Regions from separate parts of the Homo sapiens genome. Here regions 1 and 2 are each linked to region 3. Evidence: chromatin loops called from intact Hi-C (ENCODE). Cell type or tissue: natural killer cell. All regions are shown on one strand. Links, peaks and the distances in the headings refer to the core of each region. The heading gives the core; the rest is flanking DNA. Region 1 has its middle 140 kb from the start of WSCD2. Region 2 overlaps WSCD2 (WSC domain containing 2). Region 3 has its middle 20 kb from the start of FICD.

Evidence for each region. A loop is a pair of places that touch in the nucleus more often than their neighbours do. Peaks named below come from ENCODE experiments on the same cell type or tissue, not always from the same donor. Only the 100,000 strongest peaks of a DNase experiment are listed, where the experiment ranks them.
Region 1: it touches region 3 in a loop (6-fold over the local background); 16 of 110 quality-filtered maps call a loop at or near these places.
Region 2: a loop joins it to region 3, with 18 times the contacts of the local background. A loop is called at or near these places in 4 of 110 quality-filtered maps.

Annotation. Positions count from the first base shown.
Region 1 is chr12:107,986,237-107,997,185 of GRCh38, reverse strand. No RefSeq gene overlaps it. Among named protein-coding and RNA genes, the nearest start is that of WSCD2, 140 kb to the left of the region's middle. In natural killer cell, for the core only: CTCF peaks have their summits at 6,474 and 6,675 (motif pointing left); a DNase peak (open chromatin) is centred at 6,665.
Region 2 is chr12:108,228,809-108,239,757 of GRCh38, reverse strand. It overlaps WSCD2 (WSC domain containing 2), which reads right to left. Exons shown (of 9, transcript NM_014653.4): 7 at 6,863-7,027. It overlaps LOC124903077 (a long non-coding RNA gene), which reads left to right. Exons shown (of 3, transcript XR_007063583.1): 2 at 5,687-5,742. Among named protein-coding and RNA genes, the nearest start is that of WSCD2, 100 kb to the right of the region's middle. In natural killer cell, for the core only: CTCF peaks have their summits at 5,236 and 5,443; no DNase peak of the experiment used is centred there.
Region 3 is chr12:108,489,853-108,500,801 of GRCh38, reverse strand. No RefSeq gene overlaps it. Among named protein-coding and RNA genes, the nearest start is that of FICD, 20 kb to the left of the region's middle. In natural killer cell, for the core only: CTCF peaks have their summits at 5,423 and 5,626 (motif pointing right); a DNase peak (open chromatin) is centred at 5,651.

The DNA of each region.
Region 1 (10,949 bases), core at 1,854-9,853, 500 kb after region 3:
CAGTGCAGGTCCTTGGTATGCTGAGCGCCGGTCTCTTGGGCCCACTGTTGTTTCTCTATACTTTGTCTCTGTGTCTTATTTCTTTTCTCAGTCTCTTGTCCCACCCGACTAGAAATACCCCCAGGTGTGGAGGGGCAGGCCACCCCTTCATAATTATATCAGACAAAAACAGACTTTAAGTCAAAAACTGTAAAAACAGACACAAAGGGTCATTATATAATGATAAAGTGGTCAATTCAGCAAGATATAACAATTGTGAATATATATGCACTCAATACTGCAGCACCCAGATATACAAAGCAAATAGTACTAGGTCTAAAGGGGTAGATATACTCCAATACAATAATAGTTATGGACTTCAACACCCCATTGTCAGCTTTGGAAATGTCGTCTAGACAGAAAATCAACAGAGAAATATTAGATTTAAGCTGAATTTTAGACCAAATTGACTTAATATACATTTATATAACATGTCATCCAACTGCTGCAGAATATACAATCTTCCCATTAGCACATGGAGCATAGTCCGGAATAGACCACATATTAGACCACAAAATAAGTCTCAACATATTTATAAAAGTAGACATCATACCAAGTGTCGTTTCCAACCACAATGGAATAAAACTAGATATCAATAATGAGAGGAACTCTAGAACTGTACAAATACATGGAAATTAAACAGCTTGTTCTTGAATGACCAAAAAGTCAATATAGAAATTAAGGAAAAACTTAAAAATTTTATTGAAATAAATGAAAATAGAGACATAACATACCAAAACCTACAAGATAGAGCAAAAGCAATTCTAAGAGGGAAGTTTATAGCAATAAATGACTATATCAAAAAAGTAAAAGATTTCAAATAAACAACCTAATGATGCATCTGAAGGAATTAAAAAAGCAAGAACAATTCCAAAATAAGTAGATAGGAAGACATAATAAAGATCAGAGCAGAAATAAACAAAATTGAGACTAAATGAAACAATGAAAAGATCAACAAAATGAAAAGTTGGCTTTTTGAAAAGATAAAAAAAATCAACACACCATTACCTAGACTAACCAAGAAAAAAATAGAAAACATCCAAAGAATAAAATCAGAGATGAAAAAGGATGTATTACAACTGATATCAAAGAAATATAAGGGTCACTAGAGACTATTACAAAAAACTATATGCCAACAAATTAGAGAACCTAGCATAAATGGATACATTTGTAGGTACATACAATCTACAAAGATTGAACTAAGAAGATAAAGAAACCCTGAAAGACCAGTTACAAGTAACAAGATTAAACTTGTAATTAAAATCCCCCATCAAAGAAAAGCCCAGGAACCCATGGCTTCACTGCAGAATTCTGCCAAACATTTGAAGAACTAATGCCAATTTTTCTCAAACTCTTCCAGAAAATTGAAGATGAAGGAATGCTTTCAAACTCATTCTACCCTGATATCAAAACCAGACTAGGACACAACAACAAAAAAAAGAAAACCAAAGGTCAATCTCTCTGATTAACATACACACAAAAATCCTTAAAAAAAAAAAAAACTAGAAAACTGAATCCAGCAGCACATTCACCATGATCAAGCAGAGTTCATCCTAGGAGTGCAAGAATGGTTCAACATTTGCAAATCAATAAATGTGATACGTAACATCAATGGAATGAAAGACAAAAACCATACGATCATCTCAATAGATGCAGAAAAATCATTTGTTAAAATTCAACATCTCTTTATGATAAAAATTCTAAACAAGTTAGATATAGAAGAAACATATCTCAACACAATAAAGGGCATGTATGACAAATCCACAGTGAACATCATATTGAATGAGGAAAACTTGAAAGCTTTCCTTCTAAGACTTAGAACAAGACAACATGCCGATTTTCATCATGTTTATTCAACATAGTAATGGAAGCCCTAGCTAGAGCAATTAAGCAAGAGAAAGAAATAAGGAGCAAACAAATTGGAAAGGAGAAACTCAAATTATTTCTGTTTGCAGACAACATGATCTTATATATTTAGCAAACCCTAAAGGTTCCACCAAAAATCTCTTAGAACTGATAAACAAATTTAGCAAAGTTGTAGGATACAAAATCAGCATACAAATTTAGTAGTAGTTCTATACATCACCAACAAACTAGCAGAAAAAGAAATCAAGAAAACAATATCATTTACAATAGCTACAAAATACAATAAAATACCTAGAAATAAATTTAATCAAGAATATTCACTGGGGAAGAAATAGTCTCTTCAATAAATGGTGTTGGGAAAACTGGATATCCATATGCAGAAAAATTAAACCAGACCCATATCTCCTACCATACAAAAAGTTTGCTCAAAATAGCTTAAACACCTAAATGTAAGACCTGAACCTATGAAACTACTGGAAGAAAACATAGGGGGAAATGCTTCGGGACATTGGTCTGGGAAAATATTTCATGAAGAATACTTCCAAAGCATAAAGCAACAAAAGCAAAAATAGACAAATGGGATTATATCAAACTAAAAGCTTCTGCACAGCAAAAGAAAGAATCAACAGGGTGAAGAGAAAAACTGCAGAATGGGAGAAAATATTAGCAAGTATACAACAAGGAATTAATATTTAGAATATATAAGAAACTCAAACAGCTCAACACCAAAAAAAGAAACAAATAATTCAATTTAGAAATGGGCAAATGATCTAAATAAACATCTCTCAAAGGAAGACATACAAATGGCCACCGAGTATATGAAAAAAAATGCCAACATCACTTTTCATCAAGGAAATGCAAATCAAAACCACAATGAGATATCATCTTACCCCAGTTAGAATAGCTATTATCAAAAAGACAAAAAATAATAAATGCTGGAGAGGATGCAGAGAAAGGGGAGCTCTTATACATTGTTCGTGGGAAAATAAATTAGTATAGCCATTATAGAAAACAAAAATATGGAGATTCCTCAAAAAACTAAAAGTAGAACTACCATATGATCCAGCAATCCCACTACTGGGTATATATCCAAAGTAAAGGAAATCGGTATGTCAAAGAAATGTCTGCACTCCCATGTTTACTGCTTCATTATTCACAATAGCCAAGGTATAGACTCAACTTAAGTGCCATTAATAGATGACTGGATAATGGAAATGTGATATATACACAATGGAATACTATTCAGACATAAAAAATAATGAAATTCTGTCATTCATAGTAACATGGATAAGCTTGGAGGACATTATGTTAAATGGAATAAACCAGTAACATAAATATAAATACTGCATGTTTTCACTCATACAGAAGCTAAAACAGTTGACTACAGAAAAGTAAAGAGTAGAATAGTGGTTACTGGTGGTGGGGAAGGGTGGAGGGGACCTGGGGAGGTAGCTAAAATTTGTGTAACAAATACAAAACTACAAGCTAGATAGGAGGAATAAGTTCCAATGTTCTATAGCATTGTAGAGTGACTATAATTAAAAGCAATTTATTGTATATTTTCAGATAGCTAGAAGAGCAGATTTCAAATGATCTCAACACAAAGAAATAATAAATGTTTGAGGTGATGAATATCTTAATTCTTTTGATTTGATCATTACTCATTGTATACATGTACTGAAATATCGCACTGTATCCCATAAATACATACAATTATTATGTGTTGATCAAAAATAATAATAAAAGAAAAAAGGCATAAGCTACTCTCTATAGAGGCAGAAAATAAAATGCAATTTTAAGTATTCCAAAGGAAAAAAAATAATAATTACAATAAGAAAGTCCTTCGATAAGAAGCAAACTTGATATATAAACAAGATGCTTAGAGCCATTATGAAGAGAGGATAAATTCTGCTCAGTAAATCTGAAAATATATTGCAAAAGAGAGGGCATTTGGTCTAAGTCTTGAAGGGTGCATAAAAGTTTTCCAGGTGCTAAATGGTGAAAAAGACGTTCCAGACAGAAACAGCAGTATTTTCTAAGGCACATTTTCCAAGTCACATTTGTAAAACTGCTTGGAATGTTTGCATAAGGGTGATGGCCCTGTGGAAGGAGAATATAGGATTCACACCAGCAAATCAACCAGCAAACAGGAACGAGCTCCCTCTAAGTGCCAGGCACCAGGCATACCAGTAGCAAATGTGCTGGACTTAGCTCATAACTTCATGGAGCCTCTACTGCTTGAGGAAGGAACTGCAGGAGATGATTCCCCATACCCTCCAATGGGGATGCTGCCATAACATCTTGCACTTCCTGGGGTAGCATGCATCACTTTCTATAGGATTGTCTGTTGACTGGTCATGCTCTCCAATTAGACTGTGAGTTCCTTAAGAGCCGAATGCTGTGCTGGTTACCTCTTTTATATCCCAGCTCAGTTCCAGGCACACAGTGACCACTCAACAGATTAGTGATTAAGGAAAGAAGGAATGAAAAGTTGATAGGACCAGTTTGTGACTGGCCTGCCTGCCTCCTCAGCCTCTTGAGGGAGAGCTATTACTGTTGCAATAAAATATAATATATTCACTGCAAACATGCAGGATTTTTTTAAAGCAGCAATAATTACATTACCACAACCCAGGATGGAATTAACCACAGCCTTTAACGTGAGTTATTAAAAATGTTTTACTTCTTCCACTGGCACTTAGAAGTCAGCTCTCCTACTGAGCCACTCTCTTCCTTCATTGACTTCTCTTTATCAGGGATGTCAAGATCATTGGCATTTAGAAAGCACATTATGTTAGCTTTTTTCTTTCCAAACACTGCAAAAGAAGTGATTTGACCTTTCATAAGGAAAATGGAACTCCTGAGCTTCCCCTACACAGCAGTCATGTCTGGGATTTCTTATCTCCACGTCAGAAGACCTTCTCACCAGCCTGGCAGGAGTCAGGCTGGAAGATAGATGGGAGTCTTTCTGATACTGTCCCCTTGAGAGAAAGTGCTGAAGGGGAAGGTTTATTAATAGTGGAGACCAGCCCTGCTGAAGGCAACTGTGAGGAGATGGGAGAGTGAGGGGGGAGGCAATGGCCTCTAGGGTCACAGTGAACTCCGCTGACATTTCATTTCTTTGACATCTGTGCTGAGAACCATAGGCTGTTGTCCTGGGGGTTGAAAAGGAGAGGATAGCTACAGTCAGAAAACTAAAATAGAAAAAGTTGACTGACCCAGCAGCCAAAAGGGACACTGAAAATTCCCTTATGGGAAAGAGCAGGTCTTAATAAGTCTCCTGTTTGGCTTAAAAGATAAGAAATAGGTCCATTGCCATCACCTACTCTTAGAGCTCTCTTTTGTGATTACTTTTGCATCTGGTAATAATTAGGAGCAGATGAGTCCTTGGAGTATATTGCCAAAATTACCCCAATTCTTCCTTTCCCTGTGCCCATGGCCCTTGCAATGAGACTCTGCTAGTGCTTCCATCAAGGAATGGAGCCTACTTCCTCACTGCCTGAATCTGGACTGGACCTTGTGACTAGCTTTGGCCAGTAGAACATGGCAGAAGTGATATTATGTCAGTTTCAAGCCTAGACCTCAAGAGACTGTGTATACTTTCATTCTCTCTGGGATACCTTCCCAGCTGCCACATGAAGAGCCTGGGCTAGTCTATGGGAGGATGAGACACGTGTGGACCAGAGTCCATTCAGAACAGTTATCCCAGCTGAGGCCCTCAAACGTGTGACAGCCTAGTCAGGATCAGTAAAGTGGCCTACCCAACATAGCTGAACATAGATGCAAGAATATGCCCAGCCAAGATAATAAGAACCACCTAGCTGAGCCCAGCTTAAATTGTCAATGGCAACATTTTAAGCAAATGAAATGGTTGTTATTTTAAGCCACTAGGTTTTGAGTACATTTTGTTATACAGTGATGCCTAACTGATAACACTCTTATTCTTGTTCAGGCACCCCTACAGGAAAGGAGGGTTTAGTACTTCATTTAGAAGATACCAGAACTCTATGTTAGAATGGAAGTTTCATGAGGGCAAGAGCCATGTTTACCTGGTTCAACCCATTGAGAGAAGCAAGTGATACAGAGCAGGGGATGAATACATCTTGTTGTATTGAGTGTCAAGATTGTGCAGAAAGTTGAGCATCTTCTGAATGTATACTCCAATAACTCATCTGCTCCTAATTGTTACCAGATATAAAAGTAATCACAAAAGGTAGCTCTAAGAGTAGGTAATGGCTGTGGACTTATTTCTTATCTTTCAAGAGTATACCTTCAGGGGAATTTGCCCAACTTACTTCTTCAGGTAATTATCACCCTGGTTCAAGCTTCTGTAAGAATTACTAGCAAGATCAATAGCACTTCTTAAATTTGACTTAAAGAGATGTGTGGCCTGGTGGAGAAGAGCCAGCTAATAGTTACGAACATTTCTGCCACACATACTCCACACCCTACAAAAATGCTCCATCCACTGTCTGCCTAGTTACCCAGGGTCATTCTTAGCAGCCATGCTGCTCCTCTCCCTCACTCAGTCCCCATGTCCTGTTGCTTATGCTCCTTAAATATATCTCAATCTATTCACTTCATGCCACTGCCCTACTTTAGAGTTGAATGACCAGTTCAGCTTCCTAAACTAGTCTCCTAGTTTAGGAGCCCCAGCAGCCAGTGTCATCTTTCCAAAGAACGAGTCTGTTCACTCCTCCCCTGCTAGCCTTCAATGGCTCCCCATTTGCCCTTGGGACCAGGCTCTTCGACAGGTTTTCTTGGTCTGTGTGTGCCCCCTGCTGGCTTTCCTACTTCACCTCTCCCTGTATGTTTTCACCAAAATACACCTGTTAGATCAGGTTTAGCCTAAAGCTGCCTCCTTACATATTTTAAGTTTGTCCTAAAGGTTGCCCTATACTTTGTGAACTATAACCTAAATGGAGTTGTAAACAGACTGTAGTCTACTCTTGTGTCAATCACCGAGTTTTTGGCCAATCAAAGGTGGCCAACTGTTCAAATCGTGTTCAAATAAGGCAGACGCCAAGCTCTAACCAATCTGGCTGTTCCTGTACCTCACTTCAATTTTCTTTACATCACTTTCCTTTTTCTGTCTGTAACTCTTCCACTACCTGGCTGCACTGGAGTCTCTCTGAGCCTCCTCTGGCTCAAGAGGCTGCCCCATTCACAAATCATCCTTTGCTCAATTATACTCTGTTAAATTTAATTCAGCTAAGGTTTTTCTTTTAACACATCTTTCCTGCAATACTGAACTATTTGCAGTTCCCAGGCTTGGGACATTCTTGAGCTGAGGCAGTCTCTCCACTCCCTATTCTACTGCTTGGCTATTTCTTTTCTTTTTACGTCTTCCCTTAGACGGCATAGTTTCCTTCCCTGATCTCAGCTTCCTGCCCATTTCCCTGATCTCAGAGGTGTCACTGTTTTTCTCTTCCTTCCCTCCACCACTAGACAATGAGCTCTGGGAGGCAGGGGCTATTTCTTGCATCTCTGTGTGTATTACAGGCTATGACTTAGGGTAAGTGGTTGAATGAATGAATGAATGAATGAGGCAAGCTAACCAAGAGACTTTGAGCAGCACCTCCTGATAATGAATCAGACTTGAGGGGAATCAGAGAGAGTGCTGGAAGAACAAGTTCCCATTTCCAGGTTAGGTAAAGGAGTAACTATTTCCAGTTACAAGATTTTCTTGGAAGTGGATTAGAAGTGAACAGTAACTAATATCTGTGTCAGGTACAGACATGGAACAAATTCATGAATTGGTCATTCTCAATAGACTTCAGTTGTTAATGGTGAAATTTGCTGAGAATCAATAAGCACCAGTGTTTATTAAACACTTAACTCTGTTCCAGGTACTGCACTAACGGCTTTACACTTAGCTCACTTATTTATCTTAGCCACCCAATAAAGTAGGGTCTATCACTATCCCCCCTTTCAGATGAGAATGCAGAAGCACAGAGAGGTCAAATAACTAATTCAAGGTCATTCAGCCAGTGAGTTTGGTTAAGTAAAATCATTTTGCTTGAGTGCAGGTTACATAGTCCTTACCTGATCCCCCACTACAAAATGTAGAATATGGGATATGCGATACAATTACAGAATTTAAACATATTTTGTTTACTTATGGGTTCAGATCAAGATAAAGCATCACATTTAAATGATTAGCCTGGTCAATACAAGAGTAAACAGAATCCCAATCAATAAACAAAGTTTTATCTTTCTTTCTGAGATTATGATCTGCAGTGCACATTTCTTGCCAAAACACACACATTCTATTTCCTGCCACCAGGCTCATAAGAATGAAGAAGTGAACATTTTATATGCATTTAATATGGCTAATTAGTACAATCCTTCTCTACTTGTTTCTACATGTAAGATTAATGTTGTTTTCCCATTTTCCCTCATGTTAACCAGCCTCCACTATAAACTAGCTACTTTTTCTGCAATCCTAGAAACTCCACCATCTCCTGTGCCCTCATCCATGTAGTTTCCCTTGCATAAAAGCCACCCCCATCTAAATATGTCACTCAAGTTAAGAAGAGCCAGGTAATAAACATCTCTACCATACACACACTTCCTGCTCCACAAAAGTGTTCCATCCACCATCTACCCAGTTACTTGGAGTCATTCCTGGCATCCACCCCTCTCCTCTCCTTCATTCAGTTCATGACCCACCTCCCTCTGTCTTGTCACACATTCCCATTGTAGGAAATCTTAAAATCTTATAACTCACACCAGTCAGCATTTACATTTATACTGCTCTCTGGAATAATTCTTTCTTTCTTTTTCTTTCCGTATACTTCCCTTCCCTCCTTCTTTCCCTCCTCCTTTCCTTCCTTCCTTTCTTCCATACACATATTTTGGGCACTTACCATGTGTCACTATCTGTGCAAGATGCACATACCATTAATGGCCTTGACATTCAGATTGTTTTATCCCAGTTAGTTGCATATGTCTCTATATGCTCTTACTGGTTGCCAGTTACTTTATGTTTATTAATTTCAGTTCTTAAAACAACTCTTTGAGAGGGTGCCCAGTAGCTCCTGCTCATTAAGTAGTTCCAGTGCATAGCCAGCTACAAGAGCTGTTTCATTTTACTACAGATTCAACTACATGTGTTTGCCCTGGAGAAGCTTACTTGCTAGAAAGTTTGTGGCAGGAACAAACTGGGGTTCCTATCCATATTCATCATGAATCTCACAGGGTTCCACATTAGAATCACCTGGACATTGTTAAAAAAAAATATGGAGCAGTCATAGGAAATCCCATATTTGGGGAAAAGAAAAAACTGTGTGTGTGTGTGTGTGTGTGTGTGTGTGTGTGTATAATGCATAGAAAATCTCTGAAAGGATACACACCAACCACTGGGAGAAGTCATAATCATTGAGAAAAGGAGAATCAGATGATGAGGGCAATAGCAGAAAACAGAAAATACATTTCTTATTTTCCACATTTCTGCACAATTGAATTTTCGTAATTAGTACATATTACTTGTTTTTCTTTAGATTTTGTATTTATTATATATTAGCACATTTTTGTGAAAGAGCCATAAAATACCTATGTGTACTTCATGAACTTTATTTATTGAGACAGGGTCTCTCTGTAGCTCAGACTGCAGTATAGTGGCCCCATCACAGCTCACTGCATCCTCAACCTCCAGGGCTCAGGTGATCCTCCTGCCTCAGCTTCCCAAGTAGCTGGGATTACAGGTGCACACCACCACAACTGGCTAATTTTTGTATTTTTTGTGGAGAAAAGGTTTCACCATGTTGCCCCAGCTGGTCTCGAACTCCTCAGCTCAAGTGATCCTCCCACCTCGGCCTCCAAAACTACTGGGATTACAGGCGTGAGCCACCACACGCAGCCCCGTGAACTTTATTTTGATAGTCCTTACTGCTAGTCATGAAAAATTCCAGCTTTCTACCTTCCAGCCTTCTGGTAAAGTTGCATTTCCCTATCTTCTTGAAGTCAGAGGTGGCCATAAGACTTGCTGTGGCCAACGAAATGGTGACAGAAGTGATCCGTCACTTCCAAGTGAAATAACTTAATGACCAGTGCTCAACGTCAACCTTCCTTTCCCGTGGCTGAGGTGATTGTAGAAGCACACATGGCAATAAAGATTCTGGCAGCTGAGGCACTGAGAGATCAGCAAAGCACCAGATACCAGCCAACCCATGTTACCAAGTAGCATGAGCAAGAAATAAATATCTGAGTATTAAGCCACTGAGTTTAGGAGACATTTCTTGTTGCAGCATAACCTAATTTTACCAACTAGTATAACCATTTTTTTTTAAAGAGATGAGATAGAATATTTTAGGACAGTGGCTCTCAATTCTTGCTTTACATTCAAATCCCTTGAGGATATTTCCAAGAACAAATGCTCCAGGCCTCATTCCTAAAGACTCCGATTCAACTAGTCTTGGGTAAGGCCAAAGCATTGGTGGTTTTTGAAAAAGTGAATCTAATATGCAGTCAGAATTGTGACCTACCATGGTAGGGGAATGGCAAAGAGAAAGGTTACTTCTAGCTTAAACGATCTAGTAGAGACTTCATGGAAGAGATGATAATCTGACCTTGGCCACGAGTAATGAATGGCATTTAATCCTGTGTTTCTCTGCCTTCTCTGGTGTGTTATTAGACTCACCTAGAGAGCTTGGCCTGCTCCATTTCATCTGGAGCATTCCCTCTTTCTTATTACTAGCAGAATCCCAATTTTGTTTGGATATGCCCTAAGAGATAAAGCATGTTAGCAGAATCCCGATTTTGTTTGGATATGCCCTAGAAGATAAAGCATGTTTGGTAAGCCAAACATTTCTCTTCAATAGATCCTCACTCTTTCAGACTCTCTTGCAGCCAGGGGAGTCATGTGACACAGTTCTGCCAGTGAGACATAGAGTGAAGCTTTCTAGATGCTCCATGGTCAAAAGACAGAGGGTCTCAAGAGAGCTATCTTACCACCATGGCTTCCAACTCCCTGTTGCTTCTTCAACCCCTACTTTCTACCTTTTGAAAGCAGTTGTGTGAGGCCATGAGGTTTGGTGCTGTTG
Region 2 (10,949 bases), core at 1,614-9,613, 260 kb after region 3:
GGATGACAGAGTGAGACCCTGTCTCTTGACAAAAAAAGAAAAGAAGAGAAAAGGCTTGGGTGCTGTGAGAGGGGCCAGACAGTGATATACTGGGTGATTGCTCTTTGTGGGGAGTCAGCGTCCCTACCCTACTGATGATGGGCATGGCCATGTGACTTCCTGTGGCCCATAGAATGAGGGCGGAAGTAGGTCTTTAGCACAGTCTCAAGACACATCATATGTTTCTGCTTACTCTCCATGAGGGAGCTCTGCTATCACCATGAAAGGACATGCCCTGGGGGTGGGGGATGGGGGATTGGTCCCAGATGATGACAGACACATAGAATAGACATGGTCCTAACCTGCAGCCTGGAGGTGGGCAGCCCAGTCAGCTCAACCAAAATCACTGACCTAGTCAAGTGGCATCCAGAAAGGTTTCCTGGGGGAAGAGATGCTTAAGCATAGAACTGAAAAATGAGGAGAAACTTACTAGCTCAAGAGAGCTGGGAAGGGAGGGCCAGGTGCTGGGAAACGTAGGTGCAAAGGGCCTGTGGTGGGTGGGAAGAAATCTGTCACATATGAGTGACTGCAGAGAGAATGCAGGTAGCAAGAGGGGAGCATGGGGCTGGAGAGGTTTGTGGGGTCTGTGATGAAGAGGCCAGCACTAGACCAGAAAGACTGGAGAACCCTTAAGAGGATTTAAGCAAAAAAGAGGGGCATGATCAGATTTTCCTTTCAAAAGCTGAGGAGCTGAGAGAAGTTCTGTGCAGCTGGAGACTAGTCTAAGCCCTTTACATATATTAAGCAATCCAATCCTCTCAACAATTCTATGAGGAATTTTACAGATGAGGAAACTGAGGCAGAGATGTCCAATAACTCGCCCAGGTTACAGAGCTATGGAACAGGCAGAGCCGAAATACAAACCTGGGCTCTGGGCACACATGTGTCCTTCACCCTCTAAGTGCCCCTTAGCTCATGCAAGCTAAGGCATTTGGATATGGTATTAAGGCCAGGTAGAAATGTTATTGTAGTAAGCCTTCAAGATACTGGCTGTGTTTACAACCCAATGAGTCATTCTGGATATCATGTCACCTCTCTGGGCCTCAGTTTTCCTCATCTGTAAAATGGGTCCATGCACTTTCTCCCTCACAAGGCCATTGTGAGAAGTCAATGAAGCCCACAGTAACACTTCAATAAATGGCAGCTAATGCAGAATAAGACTTAGGGTGAAATCATGGACTGAGAAGTCGCCCCGTATCATCAAACCTTGGAGTATGGCTTCTTCCCTCCCTGTTGTGCTCTGGCTTTTAAGATGGATGGAGGTGAAGACTGGCTTGATATCTGCTCCTGTTCCTGGAGACAGGGGTCCATAGAGGTGCAGCCTTTCTCACATGGCCACTGAGCAGAAGAGCCAAGAATGGAATGTGATTTCTTCAGTCAGGTTCCATTCTGGGACTTGCCAAGTTAAGTTGCCTGGGATAAGCCTAGCTTTGCAAATTAGCACTGGCCCGTGCCCATGAGAAAATATTAACCCACAGCCTTTGAGGTCAATGGGAAGCACAGTGTCATGGAAAAAATCTCCTCCAGAGGAGAATGAGGAATAGGATGTGGGAGCTTGAGAGAGAGAGACAGCTTCAGACATAAACATTTATGCAAGGCAACCCTGGATATAATTTCGTGTCATGTATTCTGGTAGAGCTCTGCATGACATGGACAAAGGGCTTTCCATCCATGGTTTCATTTTATCTTTACCAAAATCTATTTCACTATAAGCACAGCAATGGAAAACACAGGCAGGGGGTATACCAGAACTCACACAGATTCTTAACAAGGAAAATAAATTGCCAGAAACATGGAAGGATGGTCAAACTATTTTCAATCAGCTCCATGCATTGGGAGACCCAAGTTACAATATTTCTATTTGTTCATGATGGGGTCAATTTAGCACAGTATTTATCAAGATTAAAAACAAACAAAAACAAAAAACCTAGAAAAGCTATAAAGATTGGGAAAGATCTGTTTCATATTCCAGATTCTGGTTGCCTGAGGAGTTTATCTATAGGAGTACTGCAAATGTAGAGAAAATTCCATTTAGCAGAATGTCTCCCAGAGAGGGAAGAGTACTATGTCTGGAAAGGAACTTTTGAGAAGGCACATAGAATAGGTTTGCCTGAGGAACAACAGATAGTTGCTCAATTGTCTTCTAAAGAGGGCCTGTCTAGGTAACTGCAAGGGAATCATGGATGCAAGCTTTGAGCCAGAGCGGAATTGCCGGACTCCACCACTAGGGTGTCCCCCTCTCCACTGTCCTTAACACCCAGGATCCAGCATCTCCATGACGTAAACATGATATATTTAAATCCTATCTTTTAAGAGTCACCAAAATATCAGCTTATCTTGGGCACCCATGTGACCCTCAAACTCTAAGGAGCTGCCCAACTGTCCCAGGATTTGGAGAAACAATCTTGTTCAGGGCCACAGAGAGAACAAGACATGTTTTTCCCTTCTCTCTTCCAAACCTCTGTTACTATAGTTGCTCGTGCATTTTTCAGTTAGGGGAGCTAAGGAACAGAGAAGGGAAGTGGCAGATACTGCACATCTCTGCATGCCCTAGAGTTTACTGGGACAGGAAAGTCCCATCTTGGCTCCAGGCATGGACACCCCTGAAGGCTGGTGGTTCTCCAGGACACTGGGATTTGTTTTGAGGACAAGGAAATCCTCAGAAATTGTTGTCCTGCATCAGCTGGGCTGAGAGGCTGCCAACTCTGTAGGCTGATGTACCAGTCTGAGAACATCATCCTGCCCTTCCCTCTTCTGTCTCCCCTCCTTCAGAAGTCAGGGCTCTGGCTCCTCACATACCGCAGAGCTTGAGTCTGCATTAGGACAATGAGGTCTCTGAGATGGGGAGAGGCAGGGAGAGGGGGGATGAAGCCCAGGGAAAGGGGAACAGTGAGAGAGAAAGACACAGTTACCTGGAGAGAGGGAGGGACTGAGACAAAGTCGGGGAGAAGGCAGGAGTTGGGGGAGATAAACAGACACAGAAATAAAATGAGACAGAAACAGAGAAGGGGAGATAGACACCTAGAGAGAGAACAGAGAGAGACACAAAGAGAGAAGCACAGAGAGGCAGAGGCACATACTGGGCAGAGGTAGACATGCAGAGAAAGGAAAGGACAATTAGAGAGAGAGAGAGAGAATGAGAGAGAGAGAGAAAGAGCGCCAGATGGCAGATGGACACAGAGACAGAGAAAACCATGCTTTGCAAATGGCAGTTGCACCCAGTGAGGGAAAGGGAAGAAAGACCCAAGTGGGACAGACATTTGGATTCTGGGAGGGAGAGGTCCCTACATTTCTTCATTCATTCACTCATTAATTCCCTCCCTCCCTGCCTCACCAGCTCACTGGTGGAGTGGACCCTTTTCCAGACTGAGGGAAGAGCAGGTTGCAGAAAATGTGGAGGAAAGAGAGAAAATGTCAGGCAGCCTGTCAGGCCTAGGAGGGTCTGGGAGACCACCCATCTGATACATGCTTCTCACAGAGCAGGAAACTGAGGTCTCCAGGGGCAGGGGAACATGCGTCCAGCCATCCAGCAAGTTGGTAGCAGAAGAAAAGAAACTCTAAAAGACTTAGATAAATCAGCAAGAGTTGCCAGGGGATCAGCTCATTGTACAGATGATAGCACGTGCAAATCTCCAGTGCATTCTTGAACTACAAAGAGCTCATTATACCTGGAGTCTGAAAGGGGCTGCAGAACTTTGCCCCAGTGTGGCAAATGCGGCAAAGGATTTCATGAAGTTAAGCATCTTTCAGCTGCAAGGTGATGTGGGGAGAGACTGGGCAGGGTTAGCTAGATTGACTGATGCTGTTGGGGGGCAAGCGGCTCTTCATTTTGTCTATACCCCTACTGCCAACTCCAAGCTCCCAGGGAGAGTTCAATGTTAACTGCAAGGGCTCAGGCTGCGGGAAGGATTTTAAAGCTCCTAATGAAAAGGCAACTACATTCAAAGCCTCAGCTGCCTGTGACCAGCCCACTACCCCCTGCCTGTCTCAGTACGAATGAAGGAAACATCCAGTAACTAGTCACAGCTTGAGGCAGGGAATTGCCACAGGGGGGTTATGTTTTCTTTTTTTTCTTTTAAATCAAGTTAAAGTTTTAGTAGGTGTCTCACTCCATTAATGACCAATTAATATTGCCCACACTAGAGTATTAACAAACACAGGAAAAAAATGAATTTTTGGAATGTTTTGGGTCTGGAAGTAAGAATGCTGGGTTCTTTGTCTAGGGCCAGGGGTCTTGGCTCTGGTTTTGCATTGGAATCCCCTGGGAGCTTATAGAAAACACCCATGCCTGGGCCCGCTCCTGACAGTCTGATGGAAATGGTCTGAGATGCCGCCTGTGTGTCAAGACTTTAAAAGCTCCCTGGGCAATGCTAATGTGTAGTCAGAGACCAACCCCCTTTGCCTTTGACTAAGTAAATGACTGTCCTGGCTACATAGCATTTAAAAAATGTCTATTTTACACCACAGGCTCACACATATTATCTCACAAACATTATCTTGTTATATTTTTTGGAAAATCTTTGAGTTCAGTACTGACATTCCTGTATTATAGATTAGGAAATTAAAGCTCAGAGAGGTGAAGAATTTTGCACAAGCTCTCATAGCTGATAAGTATCAGAGTGAACTTTCAGACTGAAAATCAGATCTCTTGACTCCATCTTAAGATTCCATTTCTTCTTCTCTGAAGTTAGGAGGTTGAGTTAGATCAGATGGCGAATACTTGGTGTATAGGCCACCATTCCCCATTCTCTACTTTCAACAGGCGTCACTACTAGATTAAGGCATTTTGTTTCAGAGAGAGAATAGAAGAACCTCAGAATCTTTCTTAACACATCATCCTTAAGCAAAAATTCATTGGAATCAACACTAGATGAAACCAATTTTGATCCCTGAACTAAATAATCCTGAGGGACCCTTCTGTTTGTGACATTCTGGGATTGCATGAGTAGGGTTGCTGCCACAGCCAGGACAGTGAGAATGTGGGCCAGCCATGGCATCCTTTCTGAACTTGCATTCCACAGCCACTGCTTCAGGACAAGCCAAAGGGATTCTGGAATATCCCAATGCTCTTCCCAGCAGCTCCCACAAGGAAGCACAGCATAGGGGTTAAGATCATAGGGACTGCTGACAGCCAGCCCTGGGTTCAAATCCTGATATAAGCATGTAATACCCTCAGCATGGAGCCTCATAAGTAATAGGTGCTTAATAAACAATCACTCAAGCCAAAACTGGAAATTAATAAATATATAAAAAGCTAGGATTCTTAAGCAGCTTCCCCTGCCTGACCCGTTGCCAACTCCAACCATTAGCCTGTCCCTCTTCACCCTTCTTGCTTTTCTCCCCCAGTCTCTGCCTCCCTCCTGTGTCTCACCCTGAGAAAGACATGCCCCCTGGCTCTCCCTGAGCTAGGGTTAGCGGATGACTCTCTATCAGCACCAAGCTGTGCCTGGTTAGTGCCTGGCACCCAGACCAGAGTACCCAGAGCCAACTTTTATTGACGACGTTGAATGCGGCCCAACACAAATTCGTAAGCTTTCTTAAAACATTATTAGATTTTTTTGTTATTTTTATTTTATTTTTAGCTCATCAGCTATCATTAGTGTTAGTGTATTTTATGTGTGGTCCAAGACAATTTTTCTTCTTCCAGCGTGGCCCAGGGAAGACAAAAGATGAGACACCCCTGCTTTGAAACAACCTCATGAGGTACGTACTCTTATCTCTAATTTGTGCATGAGGACACAGGATGAGAGAGGTAGGTACAGTAAATTGCCTAAGGTCACACAGCCAGGAAGTGGTCTTCAGCTGGTTTGCAGACACAAAGACCATGGCCAAGGGCTGCTCCACATGTAGATGCAAAGTCTCCCACAGGAGGAGGCCTTGCTTCCCTGATGTCTCCCACCATGCCCAGGAGAGGGCTTCATGCCCAAGGGGCATTTCATCCATGATTTCTTGTTCCTCAGTAAGAAACCCAGGAATTTCTTACCTGTGTGATAGAGTAATAAAGATGTGGGCTTTGAAACTGGGAAACACTAGAATGCAATCCCCAATCAGCTTGTTGAAAAAAAAAATTGTGTGACTTTGGGCAAGTTATTTCTCCTCTCCAAGCCTCAGTTTTCATTTCTGGGAAAGAACATCATCATCCTACCTCACAGGGTTTCTATGCAGGGTTAAATAAGAATACAGCACCTGGCCACCTACTAGGTGCCAAGAGAACATCTTTGGCAATCTCAACCTACATGAGGTGCCTCACACACAGTTGGTGCTCCACAAATGCATGTTGGGACACCTAACTTAGGAAGTGCATCCAGAACATTCCGGTGCTCAGTAAACATCTGTGAATGGAATGAAAATAGAGCACCCTGCATAGCGAATATTGTCGACTTAAATGTGGAGAGGACACCTGGTGAATAGTAGGTGCTCAATAAATGTCCCCAAAGTGAACTTAGTTCTTGTACCTCTATTACATCAAAGAGTTGCTGGTCAGTAAACATCTGTAATGAGGTACCAGCACACAGTAGGTGTGTAAGAAATGTTTGTTGTAACCTAAATGGAGGAAAGGTACCAGGCATAGGATAAGTACTTGACAAATGTCAATTATTGAATGGATGCTAGTGGAGTATCCAGGACATGACTTAAGAAATGTTTGTGGGGCATAAAGGAAGGTGGGGGGGTACCAAGCATGCAGTGAGTCTCAAAAAGTGTGCCTGGGAGAGCTGAGTGGCACACAGTAGATACTCAAGGAGGAGTATTCCCATACCCTCCAAGTGGGGACCTTCCCAAGCCCAGGGAACCTCTTGCCCTGCCCTCCCTGCCATCTCCTCACCTTTGTTGTAGAGGGAGCCATCGAAGTAGTAGCTGCCAGTGTAGAAGCCTGTGGCCAATTCAATGAGGTGGCGAGCCCACGTGTTGCCAGCACCTGGGAAGCTGGCCAAAGCAATGAGCTGCTTGGACTTGCCTGGCAGGAACCTTCTGTCCATGCAACGGTTGTCTGAAAAGGGCGGAGCATGGACAGAGGTCAACACCAGGGGCAGATGGAGCCTGTCTGAAAGGGCCAGGGTATGAGTCACACCCCTGCCACTTCTCAGCCAGGTGATCAAGGGCACAGGACACTTGCGTGGGTCATGGGAAAGCTTCCTTGGGCCTCAGCTTTCCCATCTGTAAAATGAGGGAGATGGTTCCTCCCTCATAGAGTTGAGGTGAGTGTTAAATGGGATAATGATGGAAAGGGATAAGCACAGTGCTTAGCCCATAGTAGGGATCCAATAGAAGTCAGCTAGGAGGGTGAATCTTCTCTCCAGCCCCAGTTTCCCCCCAGCAGAGCAAGTCTTTCCCATTCACCCCTACCCTTTCCTCCAGATCGAAACCGTCAATGGCATCCGTCGTGTATTTTTTGTTATTCTTGTATTTTGCGGGCTCTGAAAAGCCAGAGAATCAGGAATATCCAAATGGTACTCACCACCTCCCAACCCATTTTACAGATGAGAAAACTGAGGGCTAGAGAAAAATAATATCTATGCCTTTTGAGTATAGGATGCAGTCCAGGGTTCTTATCTTGGCCTCCAAGCCCACATGGTTGGCCTTTGCAAACTCACAGGCTCATTCTAATCCACTCCACCACATGCCAGCCACCTGGTCTCTCTGTACTTCCTCTCCTGTGCTTTGCTGTGTCCTGACATAGTGCCTTCATGCATGCTGTTCCCTCTCCATTGCCTCCTACCTGCCTTTGCTTTTTGTTCTTCAGCTCTCAGTTGAATGGGTCCCACTGTCTATCCGTCTGTCCTTCCTTCCTTCCTTCTTCCTTCCCTCTTTCCTTCCTCCCTTCCTGTCTCTCCTCTTTTCCTGACTCCCTGGGCTATCATTAGTGCATTACTATATCCATCTCCTTCATATTGTTGATCACAATTGCAATTCAGATAATTATGCATGCAATTAGTCGTGTGGTCAGAAACCCTGCCCATATTGTGTTTTGCTGATTCACCAAAAGTTTCCACAATATCTGGTATACAGCAGGTACTTAATAACTGCTTCTTGGACGGATGCATGAATGGGTAGAATGGTGACTGGGTGGATAACAATAATATCTATTTTGTAGGGCTCTTGTAAGGATTGAATGAAACAAAGCATGTAATATGCTAATACTCTAAAGTGCTCAAAAGGCATAGATATTATTTTTCTCTAGCCCTCAGTTTCCTCATCTGTAAAATGGGTTGGGATGTGGTGAGTACCATTTGGATATTTTTGATTCTCTGGCTTTTCAGAGCCTGCAGAATGCCATTACCATCAGAGTTAACAGAAAATGCAAGCCCCAGCACCTCCCACTGCAACCCCAGAGGGAGCTAAGAAAGCACAAGCTTTTCTTTTGGTTCCCTCAGTTGCAAAGGCAGCTGAGGGAAGGCTCAGAGCAGGGGGCGCTGGAGCAGAAAGGAAGATGAGAGAATCCCAGATCCAGGCCTGGAGGCCCCAGGTCTCAGTGCTGCCTTCTTCAGCCTGGGGCAGATGAGCTCCACCCTTATTTATCATCCAAGGGAAGGCAGGCAAACCTCCCTCACCTCCCATGGCCCCTCACCTCCATCTCTCCCTCTTCTGGGGAAGCCACCCATCCCCTGCTCATGTATGTGTTCTCCATTCCCTCCTTCTCCAAGCTCTTTGCTCCTTCCAAACCCCAATATTTTTTCTCTCTCAGCTGGCTCAATCACATTAGCACTCAAACAGGAACAAATAGCTCCCTCGTTTAGAAAGAGCCCCTTCCAGCGACCACCAGCTCCCCTTCACCCCATCACCGCCACATTGCCAGCAGAGTTGTCCACATTCCTTCATGTTTCCTCCCTTCTATCTACTCCTTGGCTCTTGCACTTGGCCTCTTCCCTGGTCACTGCCCTGGACCGGTTATGGGCAAGGTCCTCAGTGACTGCCCCATGCTCAATTCAAGAGACAAGCTCACCTCACGTGATTACTCGGGCATGAGGGCAGAGCGCTGCCCTCCTCTAGGTAATTCCTTCCCAAGATTTTACCAGGGTCTTCCCTGTTCTGCATTAGCTGCTATTTATTGAAGTCTTACTGTGAGCCTCATTAATTTCACACAAAAGCCCTTTGAAGGAGAGGTGTGAAGTCCTAGATTTAAATTCCAATTCTTCCACTTACTTTTTGGGTGACATAGGAAAAAAATGATCTGTCGGAGCCTCAGTTTGCTCACTTATAAAATGGGACTATTAAGCAGCGATGACAGCCTGAGGTTGTTTAGGAGAATGAAATTCTTGAATGAATGCAGTGTTAGATTGAGACAAACATGCCGGAATTGCCCACAGAATCGATTGTGGTTCCTGGTATTGTTCCTGCTAGCTGGAGGTTCAGCTTTCTTCTCCTGCCTGTTTAATTTTTGTTCTGAGATGATCAGATTTAGGATAAAATAAACCAGGGGACATCTGTGTCGAAGCCAAGTAAGCTTCAGGGAATGGTTTTCATTGGAATACACTGCAAAAAGGAGCCCAGACACAGGGACTTTATAGAATATGGTTATGTTTTATATTTTGATAGGGGAGTGGATTAGCCAGTTGATATTAACTAGTACACTTAAAATATGTGCATTCCACTCTATGGAAGTGTTACTTCAGAAAGCTAATATTGAATTATATAACCAATGACAACATCCTGAAGTATAATGATGCTTGCAACTTGCTTGGAAATGCACCAAAAATTAGGAAGGATTGAGGGATGGAGAAAAGGAGAGATGGACAATAAAGTAAATACAGCAAAAGTTAATGTATGTCACAAAATTCTATGGAATGAGTATATATGTGTTCACTGCATAATTCTTCCGACTTTTCTGGAGGTTTGACTTTTTTTTTTTTTTTTTCCAGAGCAAAATGTTGGGTTGATAGGTCGGGTGGGGCAGACCAGGCTCCTTAATGTCCCCCCAAAACAGAATTCTCTATTCAAATATTTCCTGGGAGGCCAAGGCCAACCCGAAGGTAAAAGTTGTGGTTTTCAATGCTATAAAGAAAGTTGATTTGGTTCCTAAGCCCCATACATTAAGCAACTGTTGCAGGCAGTATTATATGCAGTTTTGGAATCAGACCGACCTGGGTTTCCATCCAGAACTGTCATGGCCTACCTGTGTGACATGGAACAAGGCTTTCCCCTCACTAAGCCTCAGTTTCCTCACCTATAAAACAGGGCTAATAAACCTTACACAATTATGTGGGATAATGAGTGTGAATTTTTCACAATGTATTTTGAGAAGCTAGGGTTGACAGTGCAGTCTTGGGACCTAGATTGCCTGGGTTTGCATCCCTACACTGCCATGTCAGAGCTGTTTGACTTTGGCCAAGTTACTCAACCTCCCTGTGCCAAGTTACCTCATTTGTAAAATGGTAATAACAGTGCTTATGCAACTGGACTGTTTGGATGATTAGATGATTTAAGGCAGGTAAAAGATTTGACAGAGCCTGGCACAGAGCAAGTGTTCAATAATTATCCCATAAGGGGCATCAGGGCTTAGCACACAGTAGGTGCTCAATAAATGTCAGTCCTGGTGGGCCAGGCTCTTGGCAGGCTGATGAGCCACATAACTGTCAAACCTCCCCAGTGTGTAGAAACTGCAAGAGTGACGTGGCAAAATGGAAGCCCTAGTAATGGCCTGGGGGTAGGGCACTGGGAATGAGCAAATTCATCAATTAGGGAATTGTTATCTGCGTTGAAAAGGCTCCAGTGTCTGTTCTGGCCACCTCAAAGCCATTCATGATCACAGGGTAATTAATCTGTGTATGACTTTCCCCTGCAGGCTAAGGCAGCACAGCTCTGCACAGACTAACCAGCACTTCCCCGAAAGCTAACAAAAACCCATCCTTCCCCATCGGACTGTAAATAGGTCCAAGAGCCACATGCTCACTAGGCTCTCAGAAGGACTTTAG
Region 3 (10,949 bases), core at 1,041-9,040:
ATCTTGGTTGATTTTAATTATTTATTGATTGATTTTCTGGGCATGTGAAATATTTCCATAACTCTAGGAGTCAGAGGTATACAAAAAGGTGTTCCAAATGAGTGTCTCTCCCTCTACCTCTCTTCTACCCCAAGGAATCTGTGGCCTGGGAACTCTTCAAGAAATGCTGACATGAAGTTTGAGAAGTGCTGGTTCAGAGAGGCTTGAAAAAGCACCTGGGCTTTATTTGGAAGCGGAGCAGCAGCTGATGCCTCCCTAAATGTTCTGCAGATCCCAGAGCAAAGACCTCTGAGTCTACCGCCCCACCCTGCCCAGCCACGGCTCACTCCTGCGGTGGGCTCTGCCAGAGGAGGAAGAGTGGGACCCTCAAGCTCTCTCTGGGTCCTCAGCTCCAGGTCAGATAACCATTTTTGGGAGAGGGTTGAGATGCTGCAAGGGGTGGCTTTGGAGGGAGCTCTGACACTTGGGAATTCTGATCATTTCTGGCACATCTGGGTCTAGGATTAAATAAAATATGGGTTACTTCCCAGGTGAGAGGTTCAGAAAATGGGAGGCATCTCTTTGGCCTGCAGCATGAGGATAGTTCAGTTGTCTTCCCTGTGACTGGAAGAAAAGGTGGCACTCTCTTTCCCAGTGTTGTCCTTGGGGCTGTGTCCCCCTAAAATACAAGTAATAGCCCACTTGGCAGCCCAGGCTCCCCATCTTGGTTATTTGGCCTGATAACCCCTGAAAACCCCCTGCTCGTCCCTCCTCGTCCCCTCCAGTTTTGGCTTCTCACCTGGGTGCCCAGAAAACTTTGCCAAACCTTAACCAACTTCATGCTACAGCTGTGCCTTGGTGTTCCCTCTAGAGAGAGCGTTTTGTGATAGTACCAAGCACTGCAACAGAATACGCTCACTTAAGCTTCCACTGAGAGCCCGTCCTGGGCCCTGGGAAACCGCAGTAAACAAAACAGACTCAATTCCTGCCCTCACACAGCTTACTTTCTGGTGGAGGAGAGAGACACTAAACGAAATAGGTAAATGATATGGTATATTCGAGGCTGACAAGCCCTGTGGAAAAAATTAAGTGGGGAAGAGGGTGAGGAGTGGTTTGTGATAGAGGTGGTGAGTTATGTGGATGTCTGAAGGGAAGAGTGTTGCAGGGGGAACAGCACATGCAAAAGCCCTGAGGCAGGAGCTCATGGTGTATTTATGGAATGGCAAGGAAGCCAAAGGGGGTTGGAGAGGGTGAGGGACGGGGAGCAGGTGGGAGATGTGATCAGAAAGATGGCCTGGAAGGGTTAGATCTTAGGGCCTCAAAGCCCCAATGTAGGGATCTGGCCATCATCAGAGTCAGTAAGGCAGTTGCCTGAGGAGTGACGTGGCCCACCATCAGGGATGCAGTGATGAAGCTCTGCAAACTCCTTGCCCTGTGTCCTCATACAAGAGTCACCACTGCTCTGTGCCTCGGTTGTTCCTTCTCTTAAATGGAGACAATAACAAGACCTGCTTTATCCTCCTATTACGAGGATTAATGATGTAAGGGGCCAGGCATGGTGGCTCACGCCTGTGATCCCAGCACTTTTGGAGGTCAAAGTGGGAGGATTGCCTGAGGCTAGGAGTTCAACGCCAGCCTGGGCAACACAGCAAAACCTTGTGTCTACAAAAATAAAAAATAAAAATAAAAAGCCGGGTTTGGTGGCACGCACCTGTAGTCCCAGCTACTCGGGAGGCTGAGATGCGAGGGAGGGTCGCTTGAGCCCAGGAGGTCAAGGCTGCAGTGAACTTTGATTGCAACACTGCATGCCCGTCTAGGTGAGAGAGTGAGATCCTGTCTCAAAAAAAAAAAAAAAAAATCTAATATAAGTAAAGTTCTGATCAAGTGCTAAGTAAATCTCAGCGGTTGTCATTATTGTTATCCAGAATAATATTTGCCCTCTGGTTTCATGTCCTCCTTCCCAAGACTCTTAGAGTTCCTCAGACTCTAGGAGGAACAAAAGATAGGTGCCTGGATTATCCAGTCTACCTCAAGAAATATCTTGTGAGCAGCTACGATGTGCTGCGGGATGGTGTCCAATAGCAATAAAATCCATGAGAGAGTCCAGGGACTGGATGCACATCTGGGACCATCTAGCTTTCTTTTATTAGAAACAGAGTCTTGCTCTGTCACCCAGGCTGGAGTGTAGTGGCGCGATCATAGCTCACTGCAGCCTCGAACTCCTGGGCTCAAGCAATCCTCCCGCCTCAGCCTCCTGAGTAGCCGGGACTACAGGCACACACCACCATGACCGGCTAATTTTTAAAATATTTTTTTAGAGATGGGAGATGTCGCTATGTTGCCCAGGCTGGTCTCAAACTCCTGGGCTCAAGCGATCCACCTGCCTCGGCCTCCCTAGTGCTGGGATTATAGGCATGAGCCACCGCGCCCAGCCCATCCAGCTTTCTTTACACCAAAGGGCTGCCGCACAGAGATCTTTCACCTGGAATGTTCTTTCCCACATCCTGCTTCACATAGCAAAGTCTTGCTCATAGAGGTTTCAGCTCCTTCCTTGGGGCTCACCAGACCCTAGGTGAGGGCGTTGTCCGTGTGGTCCGAATGCTCTGCTGCTCTTTCCCTGAGCATACATCCCTCTTGTATCACATTCTTGTATCACGTCTCCCTCCCCAGCATACCATGGGCTCAAGAGGGCAGCCCTTGTCGGCAGCCCCCAGTGCAGATCTTGCACACAGTGCAAACCTCCCAGATATTTTCAGTATGAATGGAACACTTTTTTTTTTTTTGAGACGGAGTCTTCCTCTGTCGCCCAGGCTGGAGTGCAGTGGCGCGATCTCGGCTCATGGCAAGCACCGCCTCCTGGGTTCACGCCATTCTCCTGCCTCAGCCTCCCGAGTAGCTGGGACTACAGGCGCCCGCCACCACACCTGGCTAATTTTTTTGTATTTTTAGTAGAGACGGGGTTTCACTGTGTTAGCCAGGATGATCTCGATCTGCTGACCTCATGATCCGCCTGCCTCGGCCTCCCAAAGTGCTGGGATTACAGGTGTGAGCCACCGCGCCCGGCCGGAACACTTGTTTAAGCATGAAAAGCTCACTTTGTTTGGGAGCTGATTAGTTTCTTATTGAACCTTACAACTTCCATTTATAAAAGCCCTCTCTGTGGCTATCCCTCACTGTACCTAGCATGCATCTTGGGGTATTCCCCAGAGTTCCAGCTGAACCTGGGAAGCCAACTGAGTAAAAGAGAGAAACTCCCAGGCGAGGACGAGTCAAGGGTTTATGGCTGGATTCCTGCATGCTCTTGCCACAGCACCTCAATGTGCTGCAAGAAAGTGAGCTGTTCGACATTTCCCTTTATATGGCTGGATTTAATTGCAGGCGATAGAGTGTTAAATCTCAAGTGCTGGCTTTTCTGACTTTCAATGGGAGGGGAGCAGAGAGGCTCAGTTGGAACCTGAAGGGAGGGCAAATGGCAGTTTGCACTCTGATTCGAAGGGAAGCGAAACAACCTCAGAAACTGCAGAGAGAGCCTCTTAGTAATGATACCTAATATGTGGCTCCTGGGGAAGTAGCTAGAAGCACTCATACTGGTAATAATAATAATAATACTAGCATTTGTACAGAGATTATTATTATTTTTGAGTCAGGGTGTCACTCTGTCACCCAGGCTGGAGTGCAGTGGCAAAACCTCGGGTCACTGCAGCTTCCACCTCCTGGTTTCCAAGCAATTCTCTTGCCTCAGCTTCCTGAGCAGCTGGGACTACAGGTGTGCGCCACCACACCTGGCTAATTTTTTGTATTTTTAGTAGAGGCAGGGTTTCACCATGTTGGCCAGGCTAGTGTCAAACTCCTGGCCTCAAGTGATCCACCCACCTCAGCCTCCCAAAGTGCTAGGATTACAGGTGTGAGCCACCATCCCTGGCTGCAAGTGTTTTTATCTAACATACAACCTAACTGTACTTAAAAATGTTTGTTCCACGAGAAATGAAGCTTCCTGAGGACAGAGATTTTTGTTTGCTGCTATATTCCCAGCATAGTGCCTGACACATGATAAGTGCTTAATAACTGTTTGTTGAATGAATGAATGAATGACCTTAAATCATCCTCCACACCTTGGGTAACATGGACATAATGCACAGAAAGTGGTGTGCTTGGTTCCTGGCCCCCAGTAAGTAGCATTTGATGTTTGCAATTAGGACTGTTAACTTGGGCCATTGGAGGAATGTGGGGTCCTCTGGCCAGAGAAGCCCCCCACTACAAGGCAGCAGCCATCTTCCCACCCCTTAGGTTCCGGGTGGGGGACTTGAATTCAGGAAGCCTGAGACATTTATTGGCTACTTCTGAGCTCTCGGTCCAGATGGCTGGACCTAGCTGGCTCCTGACAATTGGAGAAAAGCTGTAGAGCCTAGAGGGAGATGTTCACAGTACATGGAAGATCAGGGTACGCAATGGCCAGATCAGTTCTTAGCCATTATTTATTATCGCTGCAGGCATTTTTGTGAAGGAGATGGCAGGCGTTTGGGCACATAGCTCCTTCCAGATGTCCGCCATAAACGCTCTGCACTTGCTGAGTTCTCAGGAACATAAAACCCGCTGTCAATGGACTTGCCCAGAGCCTGTATTTGCTGCGTTTTTGTTCTTGTTTAGTTATTACATTAAGTCTCCTGTGATTACAGAGCTGACAGCTGGTAAGGATTTGCATATGGCATGAAATTAAGTTAGTTCATTTTAATGTCTAAACTGAGCAGGGCGTGAATTTGTCTGGTGAAAACTGTCTCCCTTATCTTTGTTTGCACATCTGCTTTCGGCTGTAGCCTCTGATGTCTTCAAGTTTGATTTCTCCCCACTTCACCCAGGGTAGAGAGGGAATTGGCTCCCCCTTCTAGAATTCCAGAAGGGACTTTGCACTTTGGGGTTTAGAATGTTCTCTTTTAGGTTTCAAGAGGAATTAAGATTCCAGGGCTGCTATGAAGAGACCAGCATTCTAGCCCCATCTTTGTGACTTGCTTGCTGTGTTGCCCTGAGCAAGTCACTTTCCCTCTCTGGGCCTCAATTCCTCATCTGTCAAGTGAGAGATTGGAAGCAGATGAATGTTCATCTGTTGGGGCGCTTTTGACATTTGGGATGGGACAGTTTTTTATTGGGTGGGACTGAGTGAGGTAGTGTATGATGTTGAGCATGCCTGGTCGTTGGGCATTGTATGTCAGCCACACCTCAAATTACTGAAAACCAAAAAGCACCACCACACGTTTCCAAACGCATCTGTAGCAAACCCAGCTAGTGCCCTACTCATATCCCTGCATCCCTTCACTGTTTTTGTAGTCATGATCTGTCAGTGTGCCCTCCCTCCTCAAATGCCAGCACCTGTGTCTCTTCATGGTGTACTGTCTTCAGATTGCCAGAACTTGCTTTGCTAGGAATCTATGTTCATTCTCCACCCAATGGGAAGCTCTTAACCAATGACTGACAGGTGTGTGGGTGGGGGATGAGTGCTCCAGCTCCCCAGTCTTTGACCTGGTCAAATTTAAGATGAGGGATTGAGCGAAGGTTGCCCTCTGTGGGGCTTTGCCTACTGGTTTGTTGTGGGAATACACCCTAATAAATGACTTTTACACAAATTATTATCATAGTCCACTTCTAGAGCACCCAGCCCAAGACAGCCTCCAGGGGGCAGTATAAGCCCCTCTTGATGACCACTGAACCAGATGATCTCACTGGATGATTTTTTCATTCAGCAAATCTTTGGTGTCTAATATGTGCCAGGTCAAGGGCTGGCTGTGATGTTAATTTCATGTGTCAACTTGATTGGGTAAGGGATGCCCAGATAGCTAGTAAGACATTATTTCTGGGTGTATCTGTGAGAGTGTTTTTGGAAGAGATTAGCATTTGAGTTGATACACTGGGTAAAGCAGATGGCCCTCCCCAACGTAGGTGGGCATCATCCAATCTGTAGGGCCCCAGATAGAGCAAAAAGTTGGAGGAAAGGCAAATTCTCTTTTTTCCTTCTTGAGTTAGGACATTCATCTTCTCCTGTGTTCAGACATTGGCACTCCTGGTTCTTGGGCCTTTGGACTCTGAGGCTTACACCAGTTCCACCTCTTACCTCTTCCCTCCTCTTCTTTAGTTCTCAGGCCTTTGGCCTTGGACTGGGAGTTTCACCATCAGCTCTCTTGGTTCTTAGGCCTTTGAACTTGGACTGAATTACACCACTGGTTTTCCTGGTTCTCAAGCTGCAGCATGGCAGATCTTGGGACTTCTCAGTCTGCATCATCATATGAATCAAATCCCACAATAAATCTCCTCTTATATAGCTACCTAAATCTGTAGGCTCTCTTTCTCTGGAGAACTCTGACTGACACACTGGATATAGAACTATGAACATGATACGCGTCTGCCCTGTAGACTTATAACCTAGTGAGGCCAGCAGGCAATAATAAGTATAAGAAGTGGTGGCAGTGGTGGTGGAGGGATTCTATGAAGAGGGGACATTTATGCTGCACTTACAGGAGTAAAAGAAGTGAGTGAGCCAGGTTGAGAGTAGGGAAGAGAGCCTGCCAGGCAGATGGAATAGCATGTGCAAAGGCTGGGAGAAGAAAAAGGCTTGGCATGTGGGAGGACTGGTTGAAGGCCAGAGGGGCTGGAAAGCAGGCAGGGTGATGGGGAGAGAGGTGTGTGAGATGGGGTGGAAAGCCAGGCAGGGGACAGGTCTTGAGGGACCTGGTGGTGAGGAATTTGGATTTTATTCAAAGTGATGGGAAGCCATTGAGTGGTTTTAAGCAGGAGTAATATGATTCAGTTGATATTTGAAAAACATTACTCTGGCTGTTGGGTGGAATATGAATCAGAGGGAAGTGCATCAGTCAGGGTCTGGTCTAGGTATTTCAAACAGAGGGGACTTAATACGGGGAAATGGTTATACAAGTGTTAAAACAGCTGAGAAGTCAAATAGGGGACAAGGAGCTGACCCAGAAATGATTACTATCAAGACTTCTTTTTACTTATGGCCAAATGGACAAAGTAGGGAGGTGATGTTATCAGAACCCAGGAGCTGGAACCATTTGGCAGGAAGGAGAACCATGGTTGGGGCTGCCCTGCTGGAGCTGGGACCATGGAGGTGAAACCATTGGGGGAGGTGTGGATGTTGCTCAGGGATTCCACCTGAAACAGGTGGAGGGCCAGAGATGCCCTGGTTTCTCTCTTCATCCCTCCCTCTAGTCTCCCACTGGTGCCTCCCAATGGTTGCATTTATCTGGAAGCCAGAAGAGCCTGGGAAATATGGTTCCCTGGGATGTAGAGCAAGACTGGGAAGGGTAGGGATTGGATCTGAGCCCAAAAAGGAGAATGCTCAGCATAGGGGCCAATGAAAGCTCCTGCAAGAGTAGAGGTGAGAGATGATGGTGCCTCAAGTCATAGTGGTGGAGATGGAGAAATGCAGATAGAGTGAAGTCTACCTTGGAGCTAAAACCAACAGGGCATGGGTGTGGTGGCAAAGGAGAGGGAGGAATCAGAGAATCTGACGTTGTTTTTCCACAAGCAACTGTTAGACAGGATAGTTTTCAAGTCAAATCAACATATAGGGCTGGAGTGTCAGCACACCAGGGTTCTCTCAGAAGATTTCCCTGCTCCTTAACTCAGCCAGTGAAATACTTGAGGGCTCCAGAGCCTCTTCTTTGATGAGAGTCTCACCATGGGGACTAAATTCTTGTTGACATAGTTCTCACTCTTAACATCCTCTCAGGTCATGAGCAGCTCTTCAAGATGATCAGAATTCTTATGTTTATAATGCTCAGAGCAGATTCTGGATTTAGAGCATCCATTCTGAATGAACACTTGTAATCCAAGTCACTTCTCCACTTTCATTATAGTAAATTGTGAAGAGTAGGTGCTCCAGAGTCGTGTAAATCCAGATTTAAATCCAATTCCAGCCATGTATTCTTGGGAAATGTATATAACTTCTTTGAGCTTAGTCCCTCTTTTGGAGCATGAGATTGTGTTTGTTAATATGTTTTCATTCTAAGTGACAGAAACCCAAGTTAATTAGAATAAACAACATTAATAGAGGTAATTTATTAGAAAGCTCCTGACTACAAAGAAGAGTTGAAGAGTCAAGCTAGGGGAATGACAAGGAAGCATCTAGATTCTACCAACTGGAGGCAGGACTAGAGATCTGTAGACATGTCTCCACTGCCTATCACAGCCTATTTCTTGGCATTGATGTCATTCTTTTTTTTCTCTGCAGTCTCGACTTTCTCTGCTCTTCAGTGTACAGGATGGAAAACACGGATGCAGTGGCTTCAGGTTTTTATATGAAAGTAACATCAGCCATTCAGAGAGAGTCTGACTTGACATCGTGCCACATTCAAAATTCTCAGGGTAAGGTATCACTGGCCTGTTTGGGATCAGGTGCTCATCTTTGAACCAATCAGCTGTGGCCAAGGGGTAGGATTACATTGTAAAGTGGCTGCTCCTGTTGTAGACATAAGATTGGGAGAGAAGAAGGGAGCACTGGGGAGGCAATCCCATAGAATGCTACTGCTGGAATAATAATGGTACTTGCTACCAGTGTTGCTATGACAAGTGTGCTAATGCTTAGCATAGTTCCTGATACGTAGTAAATGCTCAATAGATATTAGCTGCTATAATAATTATTATTTTTGATGAAATCTGATCAAGGCCATTCTTGAAGCCAGTACAGTACTTATAAAATTAATGGATACATTTCCAGGGAAATCCCTAAGATGGTATTAGGGCATGAAGCCAGAAGACAAAGAGCTTCATGTAAGATATCAGTCATTTCACTTGAGTCCTTAGGGAATCCACCATGATATTGTATTCATATTTTTTTCCTCTCCATTACAAGAAAGTAGGAAAAAGTAAGATGATGAATTTTACTTTCACAGATGAAAATGGAAAGGGGACTTCCTCTCAAGACTTGACCAAAGGGCTGAGCTGAATAAGGCAGGATTTCAGATCCAGCTCCATGTATATGTCTGTGAAGATCAGAGAAAGACATTGTCTAGGTCTTTGAAGAGGTCCTGAAATCTTGTTCACCTTCTTTCCATTACCCCAATTCCCCAATCTATTTTTGTTTAACTTTTTTTGTTGCAAATGACAAAAATTCAGCCAAACTAGCTAAAGCTCCTAAACTGTTTTTATTAGTTTATATGTCTAAGAGGATAGGCATGAAGATATTGATAGGCACAACAGAAGCCACGGATCAAACAATGTATTTGGGACTCTTTCTCCATTTCTTGGCTCTGTTTGCGTGTTGATTTTATTATTTAAGATTTCTCTTGAGTGGCAGAAACATGTGGCTGGCAGACCAAAATTCCAACATTATGACCCCAGAGGCAAAATATAGTCTTCTCCATGGCTCCAGCAGAGGATTACTGTGGAAGAACTCTGACTGGCCCTGCTTGAGACACATGCCTACCTCTGAACCAGCCTGGCCTGGAGGGTAGGGTTCTCTAATAGACCACACTTGTTGTTATAGAAGCTGTGATTGACAGCTCCACTAGAAGCACATAGAATAAGGAGGGCATTTCCAAGGAAAGAGCCTATTGGGAAGACCAAGATCACAGTGTCCACTACAGTTCCTCCTGGGGTATTAGCAAGCACAAAGGCATTAAGAAGACTTTTATGCTTGTTTTAGGGTGAGCGGAAGGGGAAAAACCTAAGATTACATCTCATTCTGCAGTAGTTCAAGGAAATGAGAGAAACTTGGTGGAAGAGGTGATGGTATCAAAGAAGCCCATTTGGAGAAAAGAAAAGTAGTGATACAGCTGCATAGCTATAATCTTAATCACTTAAGACAGTGGAGCACCCTGGACCTCAATGCAGGAGAGAAAGATTCTGCCCCTCTATGGAGCGGAGAGGCCACCAGCAGGCATTGTGTTTTTCAGCTGAGTAGATCCACAGCCCTTCCATGACAGGGGCCCTTGTCCATAGGAGGTAGCTTCTTCACTGACAAGCCATCAGAGAGCTAAGGATAACCATGTACTATGGTCAGTCCCTGTGTCAAAGTTAGTCAGCATGGAAGGCCAGGTTACTCTGGTTCATGATATGAAGTCATAATTCTTATCCTAGCCACGTCTGTGCCGAACATTTCTGAGCAGGCTTCAGTTAACTCTGTTCAGTTGCCCCCTCCATGGGGCTTCTCAGATGCTGCAATGTGGAATTCCACTGGGAATCTGATTGCAACCTCTGCACTCAGTACCTTGAAGCTGGAAGGAGCCATTGCCCCTTGGGTGGTCCTGACCAATAGGAGACAGGAGCTGATGGATAGTGTGTTTCCCTGCTCCCCTTAGATGGACAGTTCTGACATGCATTTCACCATCTCTTTGAAAGATCCCATAGATGGCGCACCCAATTACAGGTGGTAGTGGCCAACTAGATATTTCATGCTTGTGTTGGCTTTTCCCTCTTCCCCCTTCATGCCCTCGTTCCTGCTCCCTGAGAGCATGTTCCTAAATCAATGACCCACAGGAAAGACACTGCTTTCAGTAAAACAGTTTCCAGTTTTCATGATTATGAATGGTGCTGCAATGCACATCTTTGTACCTAAAACTTTTTTTTTTTTTTTTTTTTTTAAGATGGAGTCTTGCTCTATCGCCCAGGCGGGAGTGCAGTGACATGATCTCTGCTCACTGAAACCTCTGCCTCTCAGGGTCAAGTGATTCTCGTGCCTCAGCCTCCCGAGTAGCTGGGATTACAGGCACCTGCCACCATGCCTGGCTAATTTTTGTATTTTAGTTGAGACGGGGTTCACCATGTTGGCCAGGCTGGTCTCAAACTCCTGACCTCAGGTGATCCACCTACCAAAGTGCTGGGATTACAGGCATGAGCCATCACACCCGGTTTACCTAAAACTTTTTAGGTTGTGAAAATTATTCTGGAGAATAAATTCCCTGAAGTGTTCTTGCTGGATTGAAGGGTTTGCCCGTTTACTAGTTTGATAGTGATTGCCAAAT